Regions from separate parts of the Homo sapiens genome. Here region 2 is linked to region 1. The links are chromatin loops, found by intact Hi-C in ENCODE. Cell type or tissue: IMR-90. All regions are shown on one strand. Links, peaks and the distances in the headings refer to the core of each region. The heading gives the core; the rest is flanking DNA. Region 1 has its middle 450 kb from the start of LINC02630. Region 2 has its middle 370 kb from the start of ANKRD30A.

Region 1 (5,392 bases), core at 216-5,215:
ACACCCTCATTCACTTGCCAGTCTGACAAAGTTTTAGGAATTTCATTATGCCAAGGACCTATGAAAAGATATTAACTCATTAAATGTTGTTGGGAGTAAAAATGGGGACAACTTCTTTGGAAGGGAGACTCACAGATGTACAAAGATGTGTCCATCACAGTGGTCAGTGCAGCACTTTTTGAAATGACAAGAAAACTTGAAACAATCTAAAATTCCATCAATAGAGAACTGGTTAAATAATTATAGCTTGTTGAGTTAGTAGAAAATTGTGGTGCATATGTTAAGAACAAGATAGATATAGATAGATATAGGTATAGATATATACTGACATAGAAATACCTTAGAGATATATTAAGTAGGAAAAAAGCAAGCTGCTGAACATACTTAGTAAGGTAGGAGCTCATTGGTGGCATGAGTAATGTGTATGCATTGATATGGAGTAGGTGGATTCTTATCTAGGCACATAGAGTTTCTGGCATGACAGTGTTGACTTCTAGGAAAGGAAACTGACAGTTCAGGCTTTTAATTTGCATTTTATTTTCATTTTCACTCTTCTAATATATGTAACATACATGTATATTGCTTTTATTAATACATTTATTAATACTTTTTTAAATGAAGTTGGGCTTGCTCTGGGTTTTAATTGGGCTTTCTTGCTAGATATGTGACTTATGGAAAATAAGTTAAATTTAACTATGCTTCCAATTTTTGCATCAATAACATTAAGTAAATTATAACATTGAACTTATAGGATTGTTGCGAATATTAAATAAAAAGATATATGTAGAAAGTTTAGCAAGGCATTTAGTAAGCACACAATTATAGAAACTAATACATGATTTGTGGCTGGGCGTGGTGGCTCACGCTTGTAATCCCAGCACTTTGGGAGGCCAAGGCTGGAGGATCACGAGGTCAGGAGATCGAGACCACGGTGAAACCCCGTCTCTACTAAAAATACAAAAAATTAGCCGGGCGTGGTGGCAGGCGTTTGTGGTCCCAGCTACTCGGGAGGCTGAGGCAGGAGAATGGCGTGAACCCGGGAGGCGGAGCTTGCAGTGAGCCGAGATCGTACCACTGCACTCCAGCCTGGGCGACAGAGCTAGACTCCGTCTCAAAAAAAAAAAAAAAAAGAAGCTAATACATGGTTTTTACCATAGGTAGTAGTATCATGAAAATGAGAGAATTATGCAAAGCACTCTTCACAATGCCTCGAATAAAGTAGCTTGTTACTAAAAAGCTGCAATTTAATATAATATTAATCAATTAATATCAATAGTAATGGAGGAAAAGACTCACTAGTTTTATGTTACTCCCATTAACGTGGCTAGTAAATTACAGCATCAGAGTAAAAATCGGGGTGTGATTCATTTATCATGATTAATTCAATATCTATGTCCTGAGCGCCTAAGACCTCAGTTCTTCTATTAAAACATACTTGCATCCAAGGGACAAGAAGAATATACAGCACTGTAAAATAAGACAAGTAGCAAGCAATTGTTAAATACAAAATAAACGCAACTAAGAACAAGTGGCCCAGGAGTTTCAGGAAAAGAAATGTCAAGCATGCCCAAGCAGAAATAAGAATACAATAAAGTCTTTAAAAATATGCCTGGCAAGTAAGTGCAAGTCTGCATATTAGAGAGGGTTCCCAGCATGCCAAGGGTGAGATCGCTGCCCAAGCTGCCTCCAGTAACATGATGAAAATCCCCAGAAGCAAAGTATCCAGGAGCCAGGACCTAGGCCAGATTCCTGTCAACTGGCTTATGTTACATGTTGGTGAGTCTCCAGTGATTTCAGAATAGTCAGGCAAACTATCCAGGAATAAATTACTTCAACCCAATAATACAATATTTCTATTATCTATCTATCTATCTATCTATCTATCTATCTATCCACCTACCTACCTACTTACTTTTAGAAACAGGGTCCCACTGTTGCCCCTGCTGGAATGCAGTGGTGTTATCATGGCTAACTGCAGCCTCAACTTCCTGGGCTCAAGTGATCCTCCCGCCTTAGCCTCCTAAGCTGCTAGGATTACAGGCATGCACCACCATGTTCAGCTAATCTTTTAAATTTTTAGTAGAGACAAGGTCTTGCTATGCTGCTTAGGCTAAGCTAGTCTCCTGGCCTCAAGGTATCCTCCCACCTCTGCTTCCCAAAGCACTAGGATCACAGCCGTGAGCCACTGCACCCAATCTCAATATGACTTTTAAAAACTAACATCCGAATCCGGGCCGAGCGCGGTGGCTCACGCCTGTAATCCCAGCACTTTGGGAGGCCGAGGCGGGCAGATCATGAGGTCTAGGAGTCTGAGACGATCCTGGCCAATGTGGTGACACCCCATCTCTACTAAAAATACAAAAATTAGCCGGGTGTGCTGGCTTGTGTCTGTAGTCCCAGCTACTCGGGGGGCTGAGGCAGAAGAATCGCTTGAATCCAGGAGGCGGAGGTTGCAGTGAGCCGAGATCGCGCCACTGCACTCTAGCCTAGGTGGCAGAGCGAGACTCTGTCACTAACGCCCACCTCAATGAACTGCTATATGGTTGCATTATTGACTCTTTATGTGGGTGTTTCCCACACTCACTGTGGACACCTTAAAGATAGGGGTGGGGTTTTATTCTCTAAGTTGTCACAGAACCTAAACAGAGCCTAGCCGTTCCTGGTATACAGTCCATACAAAATGGAGGTTTAATTGACGAATAAACTAATGAATTAGGGACGAGATCTGTCAAGATGGTAAAAGAAAAATAGAAAAGCATATGTTGAAGTTATATTTGTTAACTAACATGAAGAAATAAAGAGTTCATAGTAGGGAAAAAATGGATGCCTCAAGGAGCGATTGAAGAGCTTTTTATGGGCAGTGAAGGAAGCCAAGGGTCTGCATCTGTGATAGACATGCCTTCTCCAAGTAATTTAACATAAAAAATTAAAGCAATGTTTGTAGGATGTGCATTTTCTCTTCATGTAAGAAGGCTTACTGTAAACGTTTATCATCTCTTTGCCTGGTCCATGATTCCTGCAAAATAAGAAACAAACGGGAGAATGTCTCCTCTGAGACTAACAAGAAAAGTCTGACTCTATCCAATCGGTCTAAAGATACACCACCCACAGCAGCAGCTCCCATAGGACAGGGTTATACCAGCAGGGCTGTCATTGTGTGGGAGCAGGGCAGAGAACACTCACAACAGAACTGCAATACGCATCTAAATGGAATGCTGTGGGAATTTATCAGCAATTTCTCCAATTAGAGCTGGAGCCTTGGAGCTTAGCTCTGAATCCCCCCGCCGGGGAGCAGTATCAGTACTAGCTAAATGAATGATAGAGTTGTCCTAAACACTCCTGACATGCAGAGTTTAAGACATGTTCAGACTTTAACCCAAGGCAGCTGATTTGGAATAAGAAAACTGTTTGATTGTTACCACAAAGAGCGGCACACACTACTGTACCAGCTGCCCAGAGCAGACAGCAATGTTCCTGATTGTTACCGACCTCAAGTTATTACAACTTGTGTATCGAATATAAAGTGATGCAATGATTAAACTAACATATATGATACCATTCCTATAGTTCTTAGCCTCTCTACTATGAACACATGAGGTATATATCCACATATATTCCCAGATGGTCTCCTGTAGTTCAATATAAGAAATTCTAAGCTATATTAATCTTCCAAGGGAACTCTTTTAGACCATTTGGAATTGATATTCACTTCTGTATCTGAAAAAGCATATAGATTCATCAAATATTCATGATCATGAAAAGCTTCATACAGTATATGTGGGATTAGATATTGAAATAGTCAAATCCCAAGGGCTTATGGTATTAACATTTTCATTTAAGGGGAAATATGATATTAAACTATAAGTAAATTAGAGATTTGCCATGCTTCTTTTCAGAATGAGATAGCACTATCTTTCATCAAAAGGGCCTTATTCTGAGAGGATATTTATGAAAGAGAAAATATTTAAAATACTCTAGTATGCAGAATTTTCATTAGAAAGATTAAATTTAGGCCATGGGGAAAAGAGACTGAAAAATTTAACCACCTAAAAATCCAAAATAAGTGCACAGGTAAAATAAGATAAAACAAAATGCAAAACATGAAACTGCCAAAAAAACTCCACATGAAACAACAACAAAAAAAACACTATTAGTAAATAAAAAGAGGGACAACAAAATGTTTTTAAAAAATAAAAACTCCTGTCATAAAGGACTAATGTCTAAAAAGCTCTAATGTATGACAAGCTCTAAAAATTTGGAAGAAGGAGGAACCCTATGCAACAATAAGCAAAGATCAGGATAAATAATTTTCCAGAAAAAGAGCCAACATTTGAAACATGTAAAAAATATGCTTAATCTTTTTTATAAGTTTAACTAAACTTATCAAAACTAAACTATGATGAAAAACTAAAACTAATAGTTTAAAACTAACACTATAATTTTTTCATCTATCAATAATTTAAATGTTTGATAAAACAGAAAACTAGGGAGGGAGAGCATTGGGATAAATCACTAATGCTTGCTGGGTTTAATAGGTATGCAATAGTTTGATAAGTGCAGCAAACCACAATGGCACATGTTTACCTGTGTAACAAATCTGCACATCCTGTACACGTATCCCAGAACTTAAACAAACAAACACACAAACAAAAAAACAGAACACCAGTATAAAGAAGGAAAACATGCTTTTATTTCTGGTGGTATTACAAAATGTTAAGATCAGTAAAAGGATAACATTTTTCAAAATTATTAATGGATTTAGTCTTTCACCCAGCAATACCACTTCTGGGAATTTATCATAAATGCATAATTTCAAATATACAAATTAACATTTGCACGAGGTTATCATGGAAGAATTGGGTGTACAAAATATTGTAAAGGAATTGTCTTTCTTTATATGACTACATAAACTACAGTCTTTCCACACACAGAAATATATGCAGTCATAGAGATAACTGAAGTTCTCCATATACCTACAGGGAAAGATCTATAGGAGCTGCAAGGTGCCTAAGTCAAGACGGTAAGCTATCATTTATGTAAAACAGGTAGAAAATAAGAACACATGTTCATGTGTACTTATAACTGCAAAAAGAAAAGTGAAAATATGGACACAAAACTAACAAGGGAAATTTCTTATATGGCAAGAGGTATAATAGGATAGACAGATATAAGAATGAAAGCAGGAGTTTTGGCTGGGTGCGGTGGCTCATGCCTGTAATCCTAGCACTTTGGGAGGCCGAGGCGGGCAGATCACGAGGTCAGGAGATCGAGACCATCCTGGCTAACAAGGTGAAACCCCGTCTCTACTAAAAATACAAAAAAAAAAAAAAAAAATTAGCTGGGCATGGTGGCAGCGCCCTGTAGTTCCAGCTACTCGGGAGGCTGAGGCAGG
Region 2 (5,392 bases), core at 205-5,204, 410 kb before region 1:
GCCAGCTTAGCATCTCATAAAGAGATGCTTAGAGAAAGGGAGCAACAGAAAACATAAAATATTTGGTTATCTTTTATAAGACAGTGCAATGCCACGGATAGTGCAATAGCTTTGGAATCAGACACATGTGCATTCCAAAGCTGTGAATATTGGCTATGTGATTTTGGACAGATTCCCTTTTTCTTATTCAGGACTTTGGTTACTCATGTAAAGTAACCAAAGTACTTTACTCATGTAAAGTAACCCTACTGAAGTAGGATTAATTTGGAAGGTTGTTGTAAAATAGGCAACATGAATAGTGCTGTACGTGGCTCATAAATAATCCCACATAAATTGAGTTGGTCATTGGTCATTTTTATTATAAATTAAGTATCTTAAATTTAATTTCTTTATCATCATTGTCAAGAATTCAGTGGCATGATTCTATTAAAGATCTAGACATTCTTTGCACTATTTGTGTGAGACTATAGACATTTCCTATTCTATGTTTCACTGGAGAAAGTAATAATCACTGATGTCATTATTCTAAGAAAGCTGCTGGATAAAGTGTCATTTTAATAGTTGCTTCAATAAAAGAAGAAACAGTGCATAATGAAATTGTTAGATGTATGATTTATCAGAGACTTACTGAAATTTGAGAGAAATGCAAAGCTAGAATTTGTAAGATTATATGTACATTTAAGACATTTTAAATACAAACAGTTATGCTTTGTATTTATATGTTTATACAGAGAAAAATAATTGTTAATATAAGCAAATTGATATTTTAAACTTAGGCATTACAAATGCCGACATGTTGATGGAATATTGGATTTGGGCATGTAAATGCAATATATATAAAATTTTACCGGCCAGGCACGGTGGCTCATGCCTGTAATCCCGGCACTTTGGGAGGCCGAGGCAGGCGGATCACCTGAGGTCAGGAGTTCGAGATCAGCCTGGCCAATGTGGTGAAACCTTGTCTCTACTAAAAATACAAAAATTAGCCAGGCGTGGTGGCAGGCGCCTGTAATCCCAGCTACTCAAGAGGCTGAGGCAGGAGAATCCCTTGAACCCAGGAGGCGGAGGTTGCAGTGAGCCGAGATCACACCATTGCACTACAGCCTGGGCAACAAGAGCGAGACGTCGTCTCACGAAAAAAGAAAAAAATTACTAATTATGTTTAATAGAGCCTGGAAGGAGAGAGAGGGGGGAAGATAGGCAGAGCTGGGTTAAGGGACACAAAATTATATCCAGATTGGAGGAATAAGTTCTAGTGTTCTACAGTCCTACAGGCTGAATACAGTTCACAATACTTTATTGTATTAATATATTTCCAGAAAGGTAGAAGAAAGGATTTTAAATGTTCTTAACACAAAAAAATGATGAATGAATGAGGCAATAAATATGCTAATTACCCTGATTTGATGATTTCACATTGTATCCATGTATCAAAATATCACTCTTCTACCCCATGAATATAAGCCATTATTTGGTGTCAACTAAAAATAAAATGAAAAATGTTAAAATAAAAAAATTCTACTGACCTGATCTGTTTAGCAGAATGATGAACCAGTCTATCACCAATACTCCAACTCCATTTCCTCGCCCTTCCTGATATATTTATGTTTATCTTATTAGCTAATAATCCTTTCTGTTCATCTGGAATTTATTTGCTCTTATTTCCATTTTTCTCACTGCCCACCAACGAACTTTTAAATTAAATAAAATACAGAAGTAGAATTGAAAGAGCATGAGAATGAAAGCTAAGAGTTTGCAGGTTCAACATCAGAGACTTGTCAATTTAAGTGTATGTCTTAGGCAAGTTACGTGATTAAATTTCTGTTTACTTATCTGCAAATAGCTGAAAACATCAGCATTTCCTAAAATGTTTTTCAAGGAGCACTAATTCTTGAAATTGTTTCAGGATTTGATATCTTAAATACTTTTAGAAGCACTATATCCTATAAATCCACTTAGAAATTTATAATTTCCCTTATCCATATTAAAGTTTCCTAGAAGACAGTTCAGTGGCTCACATGCATTCTTTTTTTTTTTTTTTGAGATGGAGTCTCACTGTCGCTTGGGCTAGAGTGCAATGGTGCGATCTCGGCTCACTGCAACCTCCCCTTTCCCGGTTCTAGTGATTCTTCCACCTCAGCCTCCCAAGTAGCTGGGATTACAGGTGTCTGCCACTATGCCCAGCTAATTTTTTGTATTTTTAGTAGTGACGGGGTTTCACCATGTTGGCCAGGCTGGTCTCGAACTTGTGAACTCGTGATTTGCCCGCCTTGGCCTTCCAAAGTTCTGGGATTACAGGCATGAGCCACCGCACCTGGCCTCACATGCATTCTTAATAATATCCTCAGGAACAACTAACCCATGATATTCTGAAAATAAATGAAATTTAAAAGCTGTTGGAACCCCTAATAACACATTAAGAGAGAAATGGCTGTGATCGGAGTCACATGCGGTTACTAAATGACATCAGGGACAAAAACCTCCTGCCTTCTTAATTAATGATCTTTGTTAGTGATTAACTTCCCCTCTGTTGTTTTGCTTAGACTAGAAGACAGAAAACCCACGACTACTACACTTTCTGTTAAAAAAAAATGTAAATATATCCTTCCTCAAGAGAAACACTGCATATAACCAATCATCGTTACCGTACAAAAGTGGTAACTATGTGCCACCCTTGTGTGAATGATGTGGTCCTGCTAAAAACTCCTGTCTGTTGGCCGGGCGCGGTGGCTCACGCCTGTAATCCTAGCACTTTGGGAGGCCGAGGCGGGCGGATCACGAGGTCAGGAGATCGAGACCATCCTGGCTAACACAGCGAAACCCCGTCTCTACTAAAAATACAAAAAATTAGCCAGGCGTGGTGGCCGGGCGCCTGTAGTCCCAGCTACTCAGGAGGCTGAGGCAGGACAATGGCGAGAACCCGGGAGGCGAAGCTTGCAGTGAGCTGAGATCTAGCCACTCACTGCACTCCAGCCTGGGCAACAGAGGGAGACTCCGTTTCAGAAAAAAAAAAAACAACAAACGAAAAACAAAAAAAAACCCCTCCTGTTTCTGTCTATATAAATGTACTCTTAACTTCCCTGCTTCAAAACACTGACTCCTTTCAAGCTGGAGTTTCCCAATGGTTCAAGTCACACTTGAATAAACTCTCTTTAAATTAGATTCTGACCCTTTTGATTATATTAGGTCAACAATGTATTTGGAGAAACAGTAGAACAAATTATCCCTAAATGCATTTTTTATCAAACTTTTTAAGAACAGTTTTCAATTTACATGAATATTATGAATATAATAACCCTTCCCCCTTACCCTGTTTCCTTTATTTTTAGTGTTGCTACATTTGTTACATTATCAATTTTTATACATTATTAACTAAAGCCCCTGCTTTAGTCAGACTTCCTTATCTTGTATCTAATCTTCTTCTGTTCCAGGGTTCCACCTAGGACACCACCACACTGCATTTAGTCAGTATCTTCTTAGGCTCCTCTTGATGACGAGAATTTCTCAGACTCCTTGTTTTTGATGACCTTGAGAATTTTGAGGAGTACTGGTCAGGAATTTTGTAAACTGACTTTTTTTTTTTTTTAATATGTTGGATTTTTTCCCCTTCATGTTTAAACTGGAGTTTGGGGTTTGAGGGAGAAAGACTGCAGAGATGAAGTGCCATTTTCACCATCTCACATCAAGGCTCAGACTCATCAACATGACTTACACCTGTTGATGTTGACCTTGATCACTTGTCTAAGGTAGTGCTCATCAGGTTTTTCTCCTGTAAAGCTACTGTTTTTGCCCCTTATTCATACTGTATTGTTTTTGGAAAGAACACTTAAGGAGGAAGAAATTATGTTCTACTTCCTTGAAAGCTAAGTGTCTACATAAATTATTTGGAATTCTTCTGCATGGGATATTTGTCCCGTCTCTCAATTATTTGTTTATTCAAAAATGTACTTATATGACTATTTGCTCACAGATATTTATTTTATATTTTGGATTATAATCCAATACTTCTTTATTTATTTTGTTGCTCAAATGTTCTAGCCTTGGCCACTGGGAGTGTTTACATTATGGGTTTTGGTGGTGGTGGTGTTTTTATACTTCCTTACTTTCTGGCCTAACTAGATGTTCCAGGCAGATCATGTATTATTTCCTGTTCTATTTCCATTTCTAGAATCAGTCATTTCTCCAAGGAGTCTGGTTTGCTTGATTGGAGTCATTAAAAACCAAGACTTAGGCTGGGCACAGTGGCTCATGCCTGTAATCCCAGCACTTTGGAAGGCCAAAGCGGGTGGATCACCTGAGGTCAGGAGTTTGAGACCAGCCTGGCCAACATAGTGAAACCCTGTCTCTACTGAAAATACAAAAATTAGCTTTGTGTGGTGGGGGGCGCCTGTAATCCCAGCTACTTGGGAGGCTGAGGCAGGAGAATTGCTTGAACTCGGGAGGCAGGGGTTGCAGTGAGCTAAGATCGTGCCATTGCACTCTAGCCAGGGCAACAAGAGCGAAACTGTTTCAAAACAAACAAAAACTCAAGAATTGAAGACTTAAGTGTTAGATATGCTCATTTCTGCTGGCATATCATTGGTTCTAGACCGTCTTAGCTTATAGAGCAAGGAAATAAATGTGTGTATACGAAGCTGTGTATATACACGTAACTCTAAATATTTTTACGTGTAATATGTGTAAGTGTTAGTAAGTTCATACTGATGTCTACGACTCAATTCCTTTATCACATGATCATTCTGGCCTCCTCCCCTTGCTTATATGTAATCTCCCACTTTATCAGTGAGAAACCTGGCTCCTATCTCTTATTTGCCATCCATTTGCTTAACTGTCTAGTTCCAATATACATTTATTCTCTATCAATATCAGAATCACTATCCCATTTCCTGTAGGAACCAACTATACCAACCAGAGCACGTGGGTTGTTTGCAGTTTCTCTTGCTTTCAGTCTTCATGCATTTTCTTTCTTTCTTTCTTTCCTTCTTTCCTTCCTTCCTTCTCCCTCCCTCCTTCCTTCCCCCTCCCTCCTTCCTTCCTTCTTTCCCTCCCTCCCCCTCCCTCTCCCCTCCCCTCCCCTTCCCGGCCCTTCCCTTCCCTTTCCTTCCCTTCCTTTCTCTAGATGGAGTTTTGCTCTTGTCGCCCATGCTGGAGTGCAGTGGCACGATCTTGCCTCACTGCAACCTCTGCCTCCCAGGTTTAAATAATTCTCCTGCATCAGCCTCCTGAGTAGCTGGGATTACAGGCACTAATTTTTGTACTTTTAGTAGAGACAGGATTTCACCATATTGGCCAGGCTGGTCTCCAGTTCCTAACCTCAGGTGATCCACCCATCTTGGCCTCCCAAAGTTCTGGGATTACAGGTGTGAGCCACCACAGAAGGCCCATGCATCTC

Evidence for each region. Peaks named below come from ENCODE experiments on the same cell type or tissue, not always from the same donor. Only the 100,000 strongest peaks of a DNase experiment are listed, where the experiment ranks them.
Region 2: a loop joins it to region 1, with 9 times the contacts of the local background. A loop is called at or near these places in 1 of 110 quality-filtered maps.

Annotation. Positions count from the first base shown.
Region 1 is chr10:36,347,675-36,353,066 of GRCh38, reverse strand. No RefSeq gene overlaps it. Among named protein-coding and RNA genes, the nearest start is that of LINC02630, 450 kb to the right of the region's middle. In IMR-90, for the core only: no CTCF peak of the experiment used is centred there; a DNase peak (open chromatin) is centred at 3,166.
Region 2 is chr10:36,754,041-36,759,432 of GRCh38, reverse strand. No RefSeq gene overlaps it. Among named protein-coding and RNA genes, the nearest start is that of ANKRD30A, 370 kb to the left of the region's middle. In IMR-90, for the core only: no CTCF peak of the experiment used is centred there; no DNase peak of the experiment used is centred there.